2 separate regions of the Homo sapiens genome follow, and region 1 is linked to region 2. A link is an interaction called in ENCODE POLR2A ChIA-PET data of the cell type or tissue named here. Cell type or tissue: HepG2. All regions are shown on one strand.

The links. Peaks named below come from ENCODE experiments on the same cell type or tissue, not always from the same donor. Only the 100,000 strongest peaks of a DNase experiment are listed, where the experiment ranks them.
Region 1: POLR2A ChIA-PET joins it to region 2 with 10 read pairs; 7 of 35 experiments call an interaction of 5 or more read pairs at or near these places.

Annotation. Positions count from the first base shown.
Region 1 is chr20:62,409,047-62,417,046 of GRCh38, forward strand. RBBP8NL (RBBP8 N-terminal like) reads right to left here. Exons shown (of 14, transcript NM_080833.3): 5 at 7,714-7,826; 6 at 7,118-7,190; 7 at 6,742-6,899; 8 at 6,532-6,614; 9 at 6,075-6,241; 10 at 4,775-5,510; 11 at 4,355-4,499; 12 at 3,784-3,854; 13 at 3,578-3,707; 14 at 1,191-1,950. The coding sequence ends at 1,832. Among named protein-coding and RNA genes, the nearest start is that of CABLES2, 5.8 kb to the left of the region's middle. RefSeq lists an enhancer at 1,638-1,697. In HepG2, CTCF peaks have their summits at 1,308 (motif pointing right), 1,641 (motif pointing left), 2,850 (motif pointing left) and 5,254 (motif pointing left); DNase peaks (open chromatin) are centred at 1,295, 2,925 and 3,735; H3K4me3 peaks cover 1,259 bases; H3K27me3 peaks cover 3,454 bases.
Region 2 is chr20:62,619,467-62,627,466 of GRCh38, forward strand. No RefSeq gene overlaps it. Among named protein-coding and RNA genes, the nearest start is that of SLCO4A1, 19 kb to the right of the region's middle. RefSeq lists enhancers at 4,704-5,063, 5,324-5,373 and a silencer at 5,104-5,193. In HepG2, a CTCF peak has its summit at 5,099 (motif pointing right); DNase peaks (open chromatin) are centred at 4,545 and 5,085; H3K4me3 peaks cover 1,036 bases; H3K27me3 peaks cover 757 bases.

The sequences.
Region 1 (8,000 bases), 210 kb before region 2:
CTCCCCAGGGTGTCGATGGGTGGCCAAAAGCCAACCTGGCCTGCGGGCAGTGTGTAGGGAACACACGGCTTTTGTTTCGTGTGATTCTGGAGAAATTAAAGCAACCTTTAACACACCTGGACTTCCCTCTTGGGAGTTCAGTCCCTCTGGCCTCTCAGGACAACAGGCAGACATGTCACAGGCTGCAGGTGGGAGGCAGTGCCCCCTGAGTCAGGCCCGCACCCCAGTCTGGCCCAGGCCTCACCCAGCCCAGTCGTTGGCCCGTGTCCTGCCATCCCTGTGATGCGTGGTTTTAAATGCCCAGCTCACCTTGGTGCTTTGGCTGCAGAGGGCCCTGCTCATGAGTTTCGCTCCTTATTTTCTTTGGCTCTCACCCTGAACTCTGAGCAGGTGTCAAGCGCAGGGCTCTGTCTGGATGCTCCTGACTGCAGGCCTGGCCCTTGGGCTGACTTCTTAGTTTCCCCCTTGCCCTGGCACCCCTCCGTGGCCCCCACCTTTCCTTTCTGCCTGATCCTTGTCCATTTTTCTAGAGTTGGGGTCTCAGCAAACTTCCCAGAACATCCTAGCTCCTTGCCTACTTGGCACACTCCTGTTCATCCCTCAGAACCCAAATTTGGGTTGCAGGTGCCACCTGCCTTGACCTCCCAGGGACACCTGCTCTCCTCCCCGTCCCCCAACACTGGCCATGACTTGGTGCCATTGCTCCTTTGCCCACCGCTCCCTGATGCCCAGCAGAGGTGTCAGTGCCCAGTGTCTCTGCCCTGTAAGGGGCAGTTCTCAGACTTCACATTTAGGAGAATTACCTCTGGGAGCTTCTTAAAACACAGACTCCAGGCTCACCTCTAAAGTCCTGGTTCAGTGGATCCGGGGTTGGGCCCAAGAATCTATTTCTTAAGCTCCTCCCACGAAGCTGGGAGGGACTGATACTCATCCTCCCCCGAGGAGCAGACAGCCTTGAGTGCTCCCGGTGGAGTCCTGGCGAGCTGCCCTGTGGCTGCCAGGCCAGGGACTAGTGAGGAGGGGCAGGTGCACACGGCCGCCGCTGTGGCCAGGCACTTCCCCGAGGGTGCCCTGGTCCCTTCCCGCTGCAGACTCTGCAGAGGAGCTGGTTTTATTCTGCCCTCCCGCAAGGGGGTGACCTCCAGTCCCTGGCACAGTCAGTGGTGTCCTGGGGCCCTGCCAGACACATGCACGGTTCTTCAAGTGTTTATTCTCCGTCACTCAGGGGACCCGGTCTTCGAGGGTGCTGCCGCCCACTGTCTCCCTCCACCCTCACTGCCAGACATCTGTTTGCTGTCAGCCCACGAGGGGGCGTCCAAGATTGTGCTTGGAGCTTGGCGGGCAGGGGTGGGGGTCCGAGTGGTCCGTTGCCTCCCAGAGCGTGGGCACTGCCTGGGAACGGCTGCAGTGCACAGCAGGGGTAGGGCTGGGCTGGAGCCTGAGTGATCCCGCCTCCAGTCCCCACACCCCTCAGGGAGCAGGTGCTGGGCTGTGGGAGGGGCCGCAGAGCATTTCCCAGGTGGGTGGAGACGGGGTGAATCGCCAGCCTGAGACCCCTCTCGGTCCTCCAGCCCCTCTTGAAGTGGGCCAGGATGTGCCCGTCACCGGCTCTTCGGGGTTGCCTGCTGGTTGGGTGGTGTGCCCTCTCCAGGCTGTGGTGAGCAGGCAGAGAGCTGCCCTGGGCTCACTGTGGGTTCAGCTGAGGCTGGCTAGGTCTTCTCCCAGGGTTCTGTGCAGGGCTGCCTGCTGGTTGGATGGTGTGCCCTCTCCAGGCCCTGGTGGGCAGGTGGAGGGCTGCCCCGGGCTCGCTGTGGACCCTGGTGCAGGCTGGCTAGGTCTCCTCCCAGGGGCTGCTGTTGGGGGAGGGACTGTGGTCCTCGGCGTCCCTTGGGCTCCCGGGCCCCTCAGTGGCTGTCAGTTTCCTTCTCCCTCTGGATGGCTTTTTGGAGGCTATGGGAAGTGGCCGGAGGTCAGGCCGGAGCTGTGTGCCTTCCTTTGAGGCAACACTGGCTCTCACCTAGGGCCTCCTGGGTCTCCTCTGGGCACGGGGAGCTGGGTGCTTGGGGAAGTTTGCTGGCCACCCTTGTTCCTACAGAAACCGGTGCCCAGAGCAGGGGTAGCCCGATCTGAGGGTGAACCCTGAGAATTGGGTGGAGGGTGGACACTCTCCCCATTGTGTGACCCCGAACACGGCACTGACCCCAGTGGCCCCCTTCCTGCCTTGGAGGGAGCCAGGCCATACTGGCTGGCCTGACACTGGCTGCGGGCCTCAGCAGGCCTGCCCCCGGGCTAGGGCCACATGGGAGGGGCGCCTGGTTCCTGCGATGGTCCGGGGACGGGGATCCTGCCGAGATGCTGGGCTTAGGCCATCTCTGAGGCACAGCAAGCTCAGGCTCTGAGTTGAATGGGTCAGGTTTGAATCCTGACACAAGTCCCAGACCTGTGACCTTGGGCAAGTGACCTCTCCCCTCTCAGCCTCAATTTCTGCACCAGCCAAACAGTGATGATCCTACCTGCTGGGCAGGGTCATAAGGCTCACAGGCAGCCACAGCTGCACCCACTCTTCTGGGGCACTAGGCACGAGGATGCTGGCTCTGGCGCTGAGCTGTGCTCATGCTGGGCAGGGACCTGCTCTCACTGATCGCCACAGCAGTTTCTCAGGAGCCCCTGCCAGCGTCCCTGGTCCCGGCTCAGGTAGGAGCACAAGGGTGTGCTGGCTCACAGACTGCACCCCCCGGGGCCATTTCCACCCACTCAGCAGGAAGTGCCTCAAATAAGGGCCGTGCTGGTCTCTACTGCCGCTCCGGGCAGACGCAGGCCATGGCCACCTGCCGGCAACAATGGCACACAGTGGCGGCACCACCCCGCCTGCTGCCTGCGGGCCTTGCCCGGAGAAAAACCAGGGCCATACAATTAGGTGTTCAAAGTCTCTCATGGGCTCCTGGACCCCAGCTGGAGCTGCCATTGAGCCCAGAGCAGGAAGTGAAAAGTTGTCCCGATACCCTCGGACCAGGGCCGAGGCTCCTGCCGGCATTACTGGGAGGAGCTGGGTCCAAGGACACTGCCCTTGGCAAACACTGGAGCCGTCCGCAATTCCCCAGGGGAGCAAACGTGCCCCCATGCCCCTCGGGGCTGTGCCTTCTGCGCTGACCCTGTCTGCAGGTGGACAAGGGGCCCTGGGGATCTGCTCCTTGTGGCAGCGGCTTATCCTGTGCACCAGGACACCCTTCCTTCCAGGATGATGGTGGGGACAATGACCATCCCCTGGCTCCTTCTCTCACCGAAATCTCCTACGATCCCTAATGTCAGCCCCCTTACAGGCGAGGAGACTGAGGCTCAGATTTGGAAGGACCTGACACCAACCTACACAGTCAGAGGCTGCACAGGAAGGACTCACTCCGGCCACCCTCGCCCTCCTCTGTGGGGTTCATTTGGGGAGGGTTGAGGTTCATTTTTGGCTCCATCATTCTGAGGCTGCCATTCTCCAGGCAGCCAGGAGGAGAGGTGGCACTGGGGAGAGGTGGGTGCTGTGGCTCCCCTCGCCCCCTTCCCTGCACCTGCCCCATGCCAGCTGTACCTTTGTCCCCAGGCTCCGAGGCCCGCTTCCTCTTCCGTGGTGGACCCTGCCCGTGCTCCTGGGTGCAGATGCACTCAGGCCCCTCCCCGGTCGTGCTCGTAGTGGCCTCCGCCTGGGAGCTCAGGCCCACCTGGGGAGAAGGGGGTGTGGTCACGAGGAGGACTGCCTCCTGGCCCTGCCCTGCTGAGTGTGTGGCCTGGACCCACCTCGCTGCCTGGGGTGTCTGTCTCATCCAGTTCGTCGGACTCTGGTCTCAGCACTTCAGCCTTGCTGGGCTCTGAAGGATGCAGAGTGTGGGGTCAGGCCAGGCTGGTGGCACCGGGAGTCTCCCGAGCCTGCCAGACTAGGATGGGTGGAGCCAACTCTGCAGATGGGGAAACTGAGGCACGGAGGGCCAAGTGACCTGCCCCAGGGCACTGGCTGACAGGAGGCCGACTGGGGTTTGGGCCCAGGCCTAGTGTCCCCATCAGTTGGGGTTCCCGCCCCTGGCTTGGATGCTGCATGATGGGGCACTCACAGCCTGCTTGCCAGCCCTAATTGCTAAGGTGCTTTTCCCCCTCACTGAGTGTTGTTAGAGAGGCTCCTGCCAGGCCCTCGGCTTCCTCCGGTGTCTGCAGGTGGAAGAGCCAAGCCCTGGAGCCTGGGGTTGCCCCGTCAGATCGGCAGGGCAGAGCTGGGCCTGGAGACACCCACTCCTGGTGGGCACTGACCACCACCCTCTCTCTCCGTGGGGAAAACACCTCCCAGCTGGACTCTGACCCCAGGTGCTGACTGTACCTGGGTGGCCGTCCAGGTCAGGCGGCTGTGGGTGGGGAGGCGGCTGTGGGTGGGGAGGTGGCAGAGGCCTCCCTGTGTCTTCATCTTCTGTACTGCCTGGAGAGGACAGGCTGAGCTGGGACCCTGGAAGTGGGCGTGAGGGGTCCTGGGGGGAGGCAAGTAGGTGGCTTGAGTTTATTTGGGAGACTTCCTTGCCGCCAACTCAGCCCTGGACAGCCGGTGGGACCCCTCTTGAGGCTGCAGCTGGTGGAGGGGCCTGCCTTTCCCTTTATAGTGTGGATGAGGCAGCCTCGCTTTCTCCCTGGGAAACAACTTGGTGGGCAGAGGGAAAAGAGCAGCCCGAGGTCTGGGGGGAGGCCGGCCCGGGGTGGGGGACGTGGAGGCTGAGGACCGGGTCTGAGCCAGGACCGGGCTCCTTACCATGGGAGTGGAAGCCTCCTCCTGCTCTGGCACTCTGGTCCCCTTGGTGCCATTGCTGAGTGCCTGGGGACTGCGAGTCAGGGGTCCGGACTGGGTGGGTGGCTCGGGGCTGGCAGTGTGGGCAGCGGCAGGGCTGAGTGACCCATGCTGGCCGGCCGGCTTGGGAGTGTCCTGGCCCCGGGCCCGGCCCCACTCCGAGAGGTCCAGGGGCTTGTCTAGGGCACAGTCCTGCGTGGCTGCAGCCTCTGTCCTCTGGGCGCGGCCCGGGCCTGCAGGCTGTGTGTGCCGCCCTCCAGACAGGCCTGCTGCGGCCAGAGCTGCCCTGGTCCCCTCATTCTCAGGGCCCTCAGAGTCTGAGCCGACTGGTAGGGAGGGCAGCATCTCCCCGGGTGTGGGCTGGCCCCTTGGCCTGACACTGCCTGCCCTGGCCCTAGCCCGCAGCTGCTGCTGGGCCAGGAGCAGGTGCAGTGCCCCCTCCAGGCGAAGGTCCTGCATGCCCGCCAGGGCACTGGGCAGCCCCAGCAGTTCTGTGGGCTCCTCCCAGGCCTCTGCTTCTCTGGCCTTCAGGTCCTGGAGCCGGGGGTCGCTGGGGGCTGCAGCAGGGGCCAGGGGGCTGCTGTGGGGGCTCTGAAGGTGCAGGGACAGGGGGCGGTTTAGGAGGCAGAGCCGGTCCACCTTCGGGGAGAGCTTCGGGGCCTCATGGGTCATGGCGGAGGGCCGGGAGGCCCGCAGGAAGCTGTGAGGGAGGAGAAGCCGAATGACCATGGCTGTGTGGAGCCGTGACCGTCCCAGCGAGCCCTGAGAGGGAGAGACGACAGGCACCCACTCCACAGGCGAGGAAACTGAGGTCCAGAGAGGTGCAGCAAGCTGCATGGGTCCCATGGCAGGTAGTGGAGGGAGGGGAGGCTCAGCCCCCAGCTCTGGAGGCCATGCTGTGTGGACCTGGCCAGAGGTGGCCTGTGGTCTGGGCTCCAAGGTGGGGCCAGATGCCGAGGCCTCCGTGTCTTCTTGGCAGGGACATCGGCCCCCTGCTCCTCACCTGGAGGGTCCTAGCCACCTGTCCACCCTCCACACCCTACTTGTTCTCAGACAATGTCCACATCCCCTGCCCCCACGCCCCAGGCCTGGCCACTCTGGAGGTGTCCACGTGGGAACTTTGCTCCAGGCTGGGTGCCCAGAAAAAGCCAAGCCAGAGAAGTTCAGGGCTGTGAGGGATAATCAGAGGGACTGCCCTGGGACCAGGGGCTGAGAGAAGAGCTCATCTGAGGCTACTCTGGGTGAGGGTGGGGCAGGCGGGCACCTGTCCAGGGAGAGGCCACGCTCATACGCTGGGCTGGGTGGGCTGCTCCTGGCGGGCAGTGGTGGGGGCGTCCCATTGGCGGGGCCTCGGTCGGCAGGGCAAGCCTGGGACCCAGGCCGCACCACGGCAATGGTCCCGTGCAGCTGGTTGGAGATGCGCTGGGGGCTCTGTGAGGATGGGTGGGTCAGCCTGGGCGGGGGCATGCGTGGCCTCTGCTGTGGCCTCTGCCATAGCCTCTGCTGCCTGCCCTGGGCTGCTCCCACTCTGCCCCTGCTCACTGCTGAGCTGCACCCCCACCCACGCCAAATGGAGCGCAGTGGCTCCTGCCCGGGACAAAGGAGGGGCACATTCAGGGTTAGGCGCATGAGAGGCTGGCATACTGAAAGTGCAGCTGCCTCCAGCCTCCTGCCTGCGCCGGCCCAGCTGCACATGGTGGGCTCCCGGTCCCTGCCCTTACCATGTCTGGGGCTCGCGACTCAGGCAGGGTGGCCCCTGGGGAGATTTTGGCCACTGGAGATGTCCTGTGCCCTGCTGGCTTTTCTGTGGGAGGAGAAGCCAGGGGCAAGAGCTTGGGAGGTGCTCAGAGGGGCAGCGGCCCAGCCCCAGGGGGAGGATCCCTGGTCCTGCGGGGGCCCAGCCTCCCAGCCTCACCCGGTCCCCACAGCACCTTCTCCCCGTAGGCCCACGCCCTGGTGGTCTTCCTCAGCCTCCTCGTGGCCTCCCGGTGGCTTCTCTGTGATGGCCTTCCAGCCACCAGGGGAGGGGAGCAGCAGGGGTGAGGGGGGGTCCGAGGTGCCCTCCTTGGCCCGGGGCTTGGGCCTGTCTCTAGAGGGGAGGCAGAGACAGGGAGGGTGAGGGAGAGCAGCATCTCGGGAGATGATCAGAAAAGCCGGGCCCACTCCTGGGTGACCCCAGGTGACGCAGCTGTCCCGACACTGCCTGAGAGTCCTCCATGGGCGGTTCCCCCAGGGACGTGTGCTGGGTGCTGCTCGGGGGGTGCTGGGGAGTTGGGTGTCTGAGCCCTGGGACCCTTTCCCACTCACCCCAGGCCCCGAAGCCGCTTCACCTCCTCCTTCAAGGTCTCGTTCTCTTCCTTCAGCCCGTTCATCTCGTTGGCTGCAAAAGGCACTGATGAGCAAAGCAGCCAGGGGTTGGGGGGGACAGGGGCAGGGGTGGGGTCGTCACAGCACCAGGGAAGCCCCTCAGCAGTGCCCCCAGCACGTAGCCCAGGGCCTGGCAGGCAGCAGGGGCGCCGTGGATGCTGGCTGCGTGCATGGCTGATTGGATGCTGTTGAATGAGCAGTGCCGGCCTCGAGGGAAGGGGGCTTGCCCTTGGTCATCAGGAGGGCCACTGGGGCCTCAGCACTGCAGGACCTTCCGCATCTCAGGAAGGAGGCCGCGCCCAGTGGGGGCCGGGATGCCCCCAGCCCAGGGGAGGGAGGCTGTGTTGAGGGAGGGCCACACCAGCGCCGGCTGGGGGCTTTGTGTGTTTGTCTGTAGATTGGGTTGTGAGGTTCCCCCAGTGGTGTGGGGCCGATCGTCCTGCCTCCTTTCCCCATGCCCCTACATGGGCTGAACAGGCCTGGGGTCGCCTGGCCCCGTGGGAGAGGACCCCGGTTGTCTGGTGGGTGGGGCTCACTGAGGATGAAGATGCGCTGCAGGTTCTGCAGGTGGGAGCTCTCGAACTCCTGCTGCCGCTTCCTGGCCAGCTCCTGGGTGACCATGCAGCGGTCGCACAGGCCGGCCCGCAGCCTGCAGGGATGGGGACGCAGGGGGTGTGAGGGATGGCACGGAAGCCACAGAGGGCCTGGGACACTCACTGCCCCACTGCTGGGAAGTGCCCCTGCCCTTTGCAAACTATTCCGTAGAGCCCCAGGCCTCTTCCCACCCCGTGGGCTAGGTGTCCCATGTTCCACTGAGTTTGGG
Region 2 (8,000 bases):
TGTTCAAACCTGCAGGCTTCGAAGAGTTCTGAGCATCTAGAAGAGCAGAGTCCAGTAAAAATGTAGCAAAGCCACGCATGTAAGTTTACCTGTGCTGGCAGCCATACTGACAAAAGGGAAAATAAACAAATGAGATTAATTTTAATACTTTTTTATTTATTTATTTATTTTTTGATACGGAGTTTCGCTCTTGTTGCCCCAGCTGCAGTGTAATGGCACAATCTCGGTTCACTGCAAACTTTAGCTCCCAGGTTCAAGCTATTCTCCTGCCTCAGCCTCCCAAGTAGCTGGGATTACAGGTATGCGCCACCACGCCCAGCTAATTTTGTATTTTTAGTAGAGACAGGGTTTCTCCATGCTGGTCAGGCTGGTCTCGAATTCCCAACCTCAGGTGATCCGCCCGCCTCGGCCTCCCAAAGTGCTGGGATTACAGGCATGAGCCACGGCACCCAGCCAATACTATTTTTATTTAAATCCAATAGAGCCATAATATTATCACTTGGATAATCAATACAAAGAATTATTATTTTGAGGGATGGAGTCTCGCTCTGTCACCCACGCTGGGGCACAGTGGCGCAATCTCGGCTCACTGCAACCTCTGCCTCCCGGGTTCAAGTGATTCTCCTGCCTCAGCCTCCCGAGTAGCTGGGATTGCAGGCGTGTGCCACCCCATGCCCAGCTAATTTTTGTATTTTTAGTAGAGATGGGGTTTCGCCATGTTGGCCAGGCTGGTTTCGAACTCCTGACCTCAGGTGATCCACCTGCCTTGGCCTCCCAGAGTGCTGGAATCACAGGCATGACCCACCATGCCTGGCCTAAAGAATTATTAAAGAGTGATTTTACTCTCCCTTTTTTCTACTAAGTCTTTAAAATCTAGTGTTTGTTTTACACTTATAGACCATCTCAATCAGACACTAAATTTTTATCAGAAATCCTTGATTGTATTTAGATTTAATAAAATGTAGAGTAAAAAAGTATATTGTCACCCAAATTGTTTCAAACAAACTTGAAAGTTTTTAATAATGGAAATGGGTATTGGTTTTAAATTTTTAAGACAATACAATAAAACCCTCTGTGCCAAATCCCCCACAGAGTCATGGCATTGGGGTTTCGAAGGCCTCATTGCTGGCCCCCACCTGCAGGCATCCCTTCTGGGTTGACAGCCACGAGATGAGTGTTATCAGTGTCTGTGGGAGAAGCAGGGGCTCTGAGGTTGGGCGAGCGAAGGATCAGGTGGGCACTGCACACCGAGGGCACAAGAGCCTGGGAAGCCCCACCATGAGGGGCGGACTTGACTGAGCCCAGGCGTCCAGGCCCTTGTGGGCACAGAGTCTCCTCCCCAGGAGGCTGTTAGCACTCGGGGGGCGGGGGGCTCTGCTCGCCCTAGACCCCTCTTCTGGACAGATGGCAGCACCATGCCCCTCCCAAGCCCCATACCCCTGTGCAAGCCCTGCCTGCTGCCCGGAGGACCCATGCAAAAGCCGTCACCGCCCACGTCCAGGCCTGGGGGTGGGGGGAAGAGCACTCAAGTGCAAGAGGCAGACCCTGTGCCCCCACCCCTCCGGTGCCTCCCTCACCCCTCCTGTGCCTCCCCTACCCTCCCGTGCCTCCCCCACCCCTCCCGTGCCTCCCCCTCCACTCCTCCCATGCCTCCCCCCACCCCTCCCGTGCCTCCCCCTCCACCCCTCCCGTGCCTCCCCCACCCCTCCCGTGCCTCCCCCTCCACCCCTCCCGTGCCTCCCCCTCCACCCCTCCCGTGCCTCCCCCTCCACCCCTCCCGTGCCTCCGCTGCCCTGGGGTCGCAGCCTGGCAGGTCCTGCGCACCCCGATCCCCGCCGGCCAGCCTGGCATCACCCACACGGTCCGCCTCCCCACCCCGATGCCCTCCTACTACCCCCTGGCATTTTTCTGTGTGTGTCCAGCTCCTTCCTGCCACGGGGCCCTTGCTCGGCCGCTCACCATGCCCCGCCCTCCCTCGACTGGGCAGGACCTGCTAATCCTCAGATCCCGGCTCAGAGTCATGTTCCCAGGAAGCCCCTGGCCCTGCCGAGGTCAGAGCCTGTGACAGCCAAATGCTCCCAAACACACACCATGCTGGCTTGCGACCACGCCTGTGTGGCTGTGCCTCCGTGGCTGTCTCACCCGTGGTATCTGTGGCGTCGGGAAGGACCCTGTCTGGCTGCACCGCGTCCCAGTGCTAGGATGAAGTCAAAGCCCAAGAAACCAGATGAAAGAATGAATCCACAGACAGAAAACTGTGACAAAAGCTTTGAGTGCCCTGCTCCCGAGCACGGCTGAGACGCGGAGCTCACCCCAGCCTGGAGAACTCAGGGCAGCCGTGACCCAGGGGCAGGAAGAGGAGCCGGTCTGGCTCTGGGCAGGTCTGGGCTCCTTGGCACACGTGCCCCAACCCTGGCACTCCTCGGGGATGAGGGGGGCTGTCCTGCCTGGGTGCCACTTCAGTCTATGGGGAAAGGGTGGATTGCAGGCCAACAGACACTGCATTGACAAGGAGCTCATGGGAGCAGTCCCGGCAGCCAGGCTGGCCTCTGGGGAAAGGACCTGGGGCCAGGACCCTGAGAGTGGGGAGGACAGCTGGGGCTGAGGCGGAGGGAAAGCTTTGGGAAGCAGAGACCATGGGGGCAAAAGCCAGCATCAGGGGAGACCACGCACGGGAGGAGGTCCTCCGAGCAGGAATGCCCTCCAGGCAGGTTGGATGGCAGCCCCCGTGACAACCATGTCCTAATCCCCCAAGTCTGTGACTGTCACCTTACTTGGCAAAGGAGTTCAGAACCTTAGAATGGGAGAGGAGCCTGAATTATCCGGGTGAGCCCAGTATAATCACCAGGGCCATCTAGGAAGGAGGCAGGAGGGTCGGAGGCAGAGGAGGGGAGTAGAGGTCCGAGGCAGAGGAGGGGAGTAGAGGTCCGAGGCAGAGGAGGGGCGTAGAGGTCCGAGGCAGAGGAGGGGCGTAGAGGTCCGAGGCAGAGGAGGGGCGTAGAGGTCTGAGGGCTGCAAGCAAGGGCTTGAGCCAAGGAAATGCAGGTGGGAAAGACAGGGACATGGATTTTGCCTTAAAGCCTCCGGAAGGAGCTCATTCCTGCTGGCTCCTGGTGCCCCAGTTCAGTCCTCTGCCTCCAGAACTGTAAGGTGACCTGTGAGCTGTGTCGGCCCTTCGCTGGGGCTGTTACTGCAGCCCCCGAAACTCACCCGGCCTTCGAGAAAAGGAGTGCAGGTCTCACTCTGAGGCCCCAGGAGCCTCGGGAGGTTCCCAGCAGGAAACGACGTGGTCTCCTGCATGTTTCTAACTTAGAAGCCACCGTGGGAGTCCGGCCCGGAGGCAGCCCTGGCCCACGGCTCACGCTGCTCTGGGCTCTCTATAGAGTCGTCCCCCTGCTCCTCACAGTCCTGGTGTCCCCCGCTTTACAGGTGAACAAGCCGAGGCCCAGTGCTGCCTGGGTGCTGGCCCTTGCGACGGCCCAACTGGTTGGGTTGGGGCCATGTAAGTGCCAGGCAGGCTGGTGCTGCCTCCTGGGCGGTCACCTCCCGGGGACGCCACTCGGTCACCAGGGGAGGCGGCCTCAACAGTGCCTGCCGTGTGACGCTCCCCAGCCTCGGAGGTGGCCTTGGCTCCAGGGCCTATGGCAGGCCCATCAGTCCCAACAGGCGGGAAGAGCAGCCTGACCTGGTTGAGCTGGGACCTCCGAGGCCACGGACGTACACACCGTCCTCCCTCCACAGCCTCCGAGGCCGCGGACGTTCACACCGTCCTCCACAGCCAAAGGGCTGCCCGGGTGGTTTTGGTTCCATCAGTGAAGTTTTCTGTGGTTCACTCAGAGCGGAGCTGGGCATGGCTTCCTAATTGTGTCTCCTCTGGAGCACTTCAGAGCCTTCCCAGGGCCCGTGGAGCCTGAGGTGTGTGCTGGCACGTGTGGCACAGGCCTGGGAGTCCCAGCAGCGGCAGAGAGACCCGGAGGGGGTCAGGTGCCCTCCACCCACAGAGAGGGGGTGTGCGTGAAGAGGAGGGGTGGGACGAAGGAGGAGATGTGTTTTCTGCTTTAATGATTTAATGGGTATTTAACCCTCCCTTGGTATTTGCCTGGCTTCCGGGTGCTCTGAAAAGTTTCCCTAAAGGGGCTGGGGGAGGGGAGCTGGCGCCATGAAGGCGTGAGTCAGGTGGGTGAGGCTACGCTTGCTGGAAGGAGTCTACGTGCCTTCTGAACACACAGCTAACAGCCTGCACCTGTCCCAAAGGCCATGCTTCCCTGTGACAATGACTGGTTCCTGCCCACGTCGGGAAAGCCTTGGACAGCTTTCCTGGCCTCCAGAGAACCAGGGGAGTTGGGCTTGTCAAAGTTCCTGGGAGCCAGTGCTTCCCCTGCAGGCTGAGACCAGCCCAGGAAACTTCACTCTCAAACCACCGCCCCAGGGCAGAAACTTCCCTGGCCGCCTGCCCTGGTAATTTTCCAGGGTTGAAATTTTCCTCTCCAGGGCAGGAAGGACCTTCAGCCACTGATAGCTCAACCAGAAATGTTTCTACCGGACCAGAAGTCACAACCGCCCAGAGCATGACTTCACTCAGCCTCAGGGGCGGGGCTGTGGGGAGCAGTGGTCGGGGCCCCTCCCACCTGCAGATCAGGGGTGTGTCTGGCCACGCCCCACCAGCATCTGCAAGGGACAGAACGTTCCAGGGCAGGCAGCACAACAGGCCAAGGACTCAGGATCCCCGCCAGAGGGGCAGGGGCTGCAGGAGGCCACCCGCTCCCCGCTGACCTTGGCAGGAGCACCTGGGAAGCTGTGATGATCCCGCCCGGGTCTCCTCTCGGCCCTGAGGTCGCAGGACTCCAGCCACTGTGGAGATGAGAGGGAGTGTGGCTTCCCCTGAAATGAAACCAGACCCAAACCAAGACAAAAGCCTCCCACATTGATCCTATATTCCTGCCCTTCCTTGAGAGCAAGGGGCAGGATTTGACTTCCCCCAGGGGTAGGGGGGCACGCATGGCTGCTTGGGCCCATGGAAAGTGGCTGGAAGGGCCGCGTGTCACCTCTAGTGGAGACCCCTGGGACCCAGTGTGCAGTGCACCCTGGCCCTGGCAGCGACACCTGCAGCCTCCAGGTGGTGCCCGCGGGGGCCCGTGCAGGGACGCGGGACCAGGGCCCTGGCTGCTGTGGGGCCTGATCTGTCTGTGTTGATGGACACACCTCAGAGCCAGGATGAGGCCCAGAAGGACCAGGAGCCCAGCCTGTCTCCTAAGCAGCTTCCAGGTACTTCTGTATTTGGATATTTTTAGGAGAAGCTCTTTATTATCCAAAGATGTCATCATCAAAAAAGGGAAACGACCATCCAACCACACTTCTGCCAGTTTTACCGAAAGAGCAGACTGTGCCGGAACTCGGTGCTTAAAAGGACAGAGCAAACCCCTAGTCTACTCAGAGAGGAAGGGCACGTCCGCCCCACTCGAGGGAGGAACAAGGCTGTCCACTCAGTAAGTCTTTGTAAGGAGTGCCAGGGTCCTGGGAACAACAGCAGCCTGTGCTCCCGAGAGTCACCTGAGTCGGCCTGGACGGAGCCTGCAGTGACCGGACCAGGCAGGTGAGCGTGTGCCCAGGCACGGGCTCCGGGTTCAGGCACACAGAGACCTCAGCCTTTGCTTTCCCTCCCCACAAATGACGGCAAAAAAACACGTGAATCCAAGGCCCAGGGATGAGCTCGGTTTTTCCGTTCACAGTGATGCTCTGGGATGTGGAGGAAGAACTGGCACGAGGCTGCAGCGACGCGGCCCGGGCCTCCGAATGCTGAGTCAAGCAGGGCCATTGCACGAGGATGGGCGGGTGGGCGCAGGCCAGAGGTGGCTCTCCCGTGTCCTCCGTGTGGCCAAGGAGCATGTTCCTTCATCATCACAGTCACATCACACCACCAAGCCCCGCGAAATTCCAACCCTTTCATTCCTTAGCTTGTAAGATAATGCTGCGTGAACCAAGACAAGACACAGCCAAGGGGGCCATGGAGGGTGGCGGGCACCGTGCTGTAGGCTGAGCTGCTGTGCCAGGGCACCATGCTGCAGGCTGAGTGAGCTGCCATGCCAGGCGACCACTGGGCCCGGCCCTGCCCAGGGTGTGGTCAGCCCGGGAGAGCCATGCCAAGCCGCGGAGAGAGGAGCGGCCCCCAGCCTCAGCAGGGCACGTGCGCACACTGCCGGGGGCATCTGGGCCTGGACACGGGTTGTGATGTGGGACGTCGGAAGAGACAAGAAAAACATGGCTCCATGAAATGGGAGCAGCCTCGGGATCCCCAGGAAGTCTCACCCTCTGGAGGCAGGTGGAGCATTGACTTGGCCGGACCCCATGTCCCGCAGGCGCGGCGGCCCCTCGTGGGCATCTCAGCTGGAACGAGGCATGAGCAAGGGCACAGTGGAGCCGCACTAGGGTCCCATAGGGGCTGCTTGGTTCAGAGCGACAAGCCGACGGACAATGGAGTGGGTGGCACTGTGAATTGCAAGGCAGCCCATTCTGTCCCCGGAGCCCCCTCTGGGTGCCTTTCCCTTCGCAGCACCTTCCCTCCAGCTCCAGACACCTCAGGACCCGCCAAGGCCTCACACTGGGTGTGCAGGTCCTTAGGGATTCCAGACTGGCCCTGCAGTGCCTGGGGCGGGTCTGTGGGCCTGGGGAAGGGGCCGGCAGGGTTGTGTACCACAGTGGTTCTGCTCATATGTGTCTTACTTACTGGGGTTCTGGGTCACAGTTCAGTCCCGCTGCCTTCAGAGCTAGGAAGCTGAGGCTCTGAGGGGGGAAACCAGAGGAAGGGCAGGGACGGGTGCCCTCGAGGTGTGACCCGGCAGGCGTCTTCCTGAACAGTCCTGCCCTGCGGTGCCACTGCTCCCGCCTGCTGTGCCTGCTCCCAGACCGAGCTGGCCTTCCCCACCGCAGTCCCAACCCAGGGCAGGAGGCGCCCCCACACTCTTGCCTCATCCACTGGACCACCCGGGGTGCAGCCTCCCAGGCTGCCTGTGGGGTTGGCAGGACCCAGGGGCTTCCTCCTGACGTTGAGCATGTGTTGGCCTCTGGACTGACCTCCCAGGCAGAGGGGCACCAGGGAGAGGTCATAGCCTCTCCTCAAGCTCCCTGGGCACTGCTGGCAGCCCCAGGGTACAAGCAATGTGCCAACACCCCCTCCCCCTCCTGCTCTTCCAGCCCACGGTCACTTTCACCAGCAGCCTCACCCAGAGGGCACCAGCCTTGGTCTAGGTAAATGCCACCTCACCTCCACAGATGACCCTGGATTTCTCACCTCTAAGCCTAATTGCCCCCAAAACCCAGAGTTCCATGTCCAGCTGCTGATCCACTATCACGTCTGGCACCCAGCAGGTGTCTCAGAGTTTTCCTGTCTAACTCAGAAATTTTTCGGCTTTTCCCCAGTTGGCTCTCCCTGCCCCACCTGTCCTCCTCACCTCGAGAATGGCCTCTTTCCCTCGTCTGCCACCTCTGGCCTAAGAGTGAGTCCTGAGCCCTAGCTCCAAAACTTTTCTCAAGTCTGTGGCCTCCTTGCCACCCCTCCTGCCCATCACCTCTTACCTGGTCTCCTGTCTCCATCAGTCCCTCTCCATGCCACAAGATCTCCTAAGAACACACATCAAATTATGTCATACGCAGTTAAAATTTCTGCGGTTCTCTGTTGCTCTTTAGATAAAGTTCGAGCTCTTTACCATGTGTTGGGAGGAGGGCTGGCATGAGGAAGACCTTCATACATCATTGTCATTGTCATCATCACCATAACTCTTATCACCATCACTACCACCATCATCATTACCACCACCAACCTCATCATTTCAACTATTACCATCACCATGATCATCACCACCACCACCATCCTCATGACAACCATCACCACCACCACAACCATCATCATCTCAACCATCACCACCATCACCAACCCCATCATCATCACCCTCATCACAACCATCATCACCACCACCATCATCTCAACCATCACCATCATCACC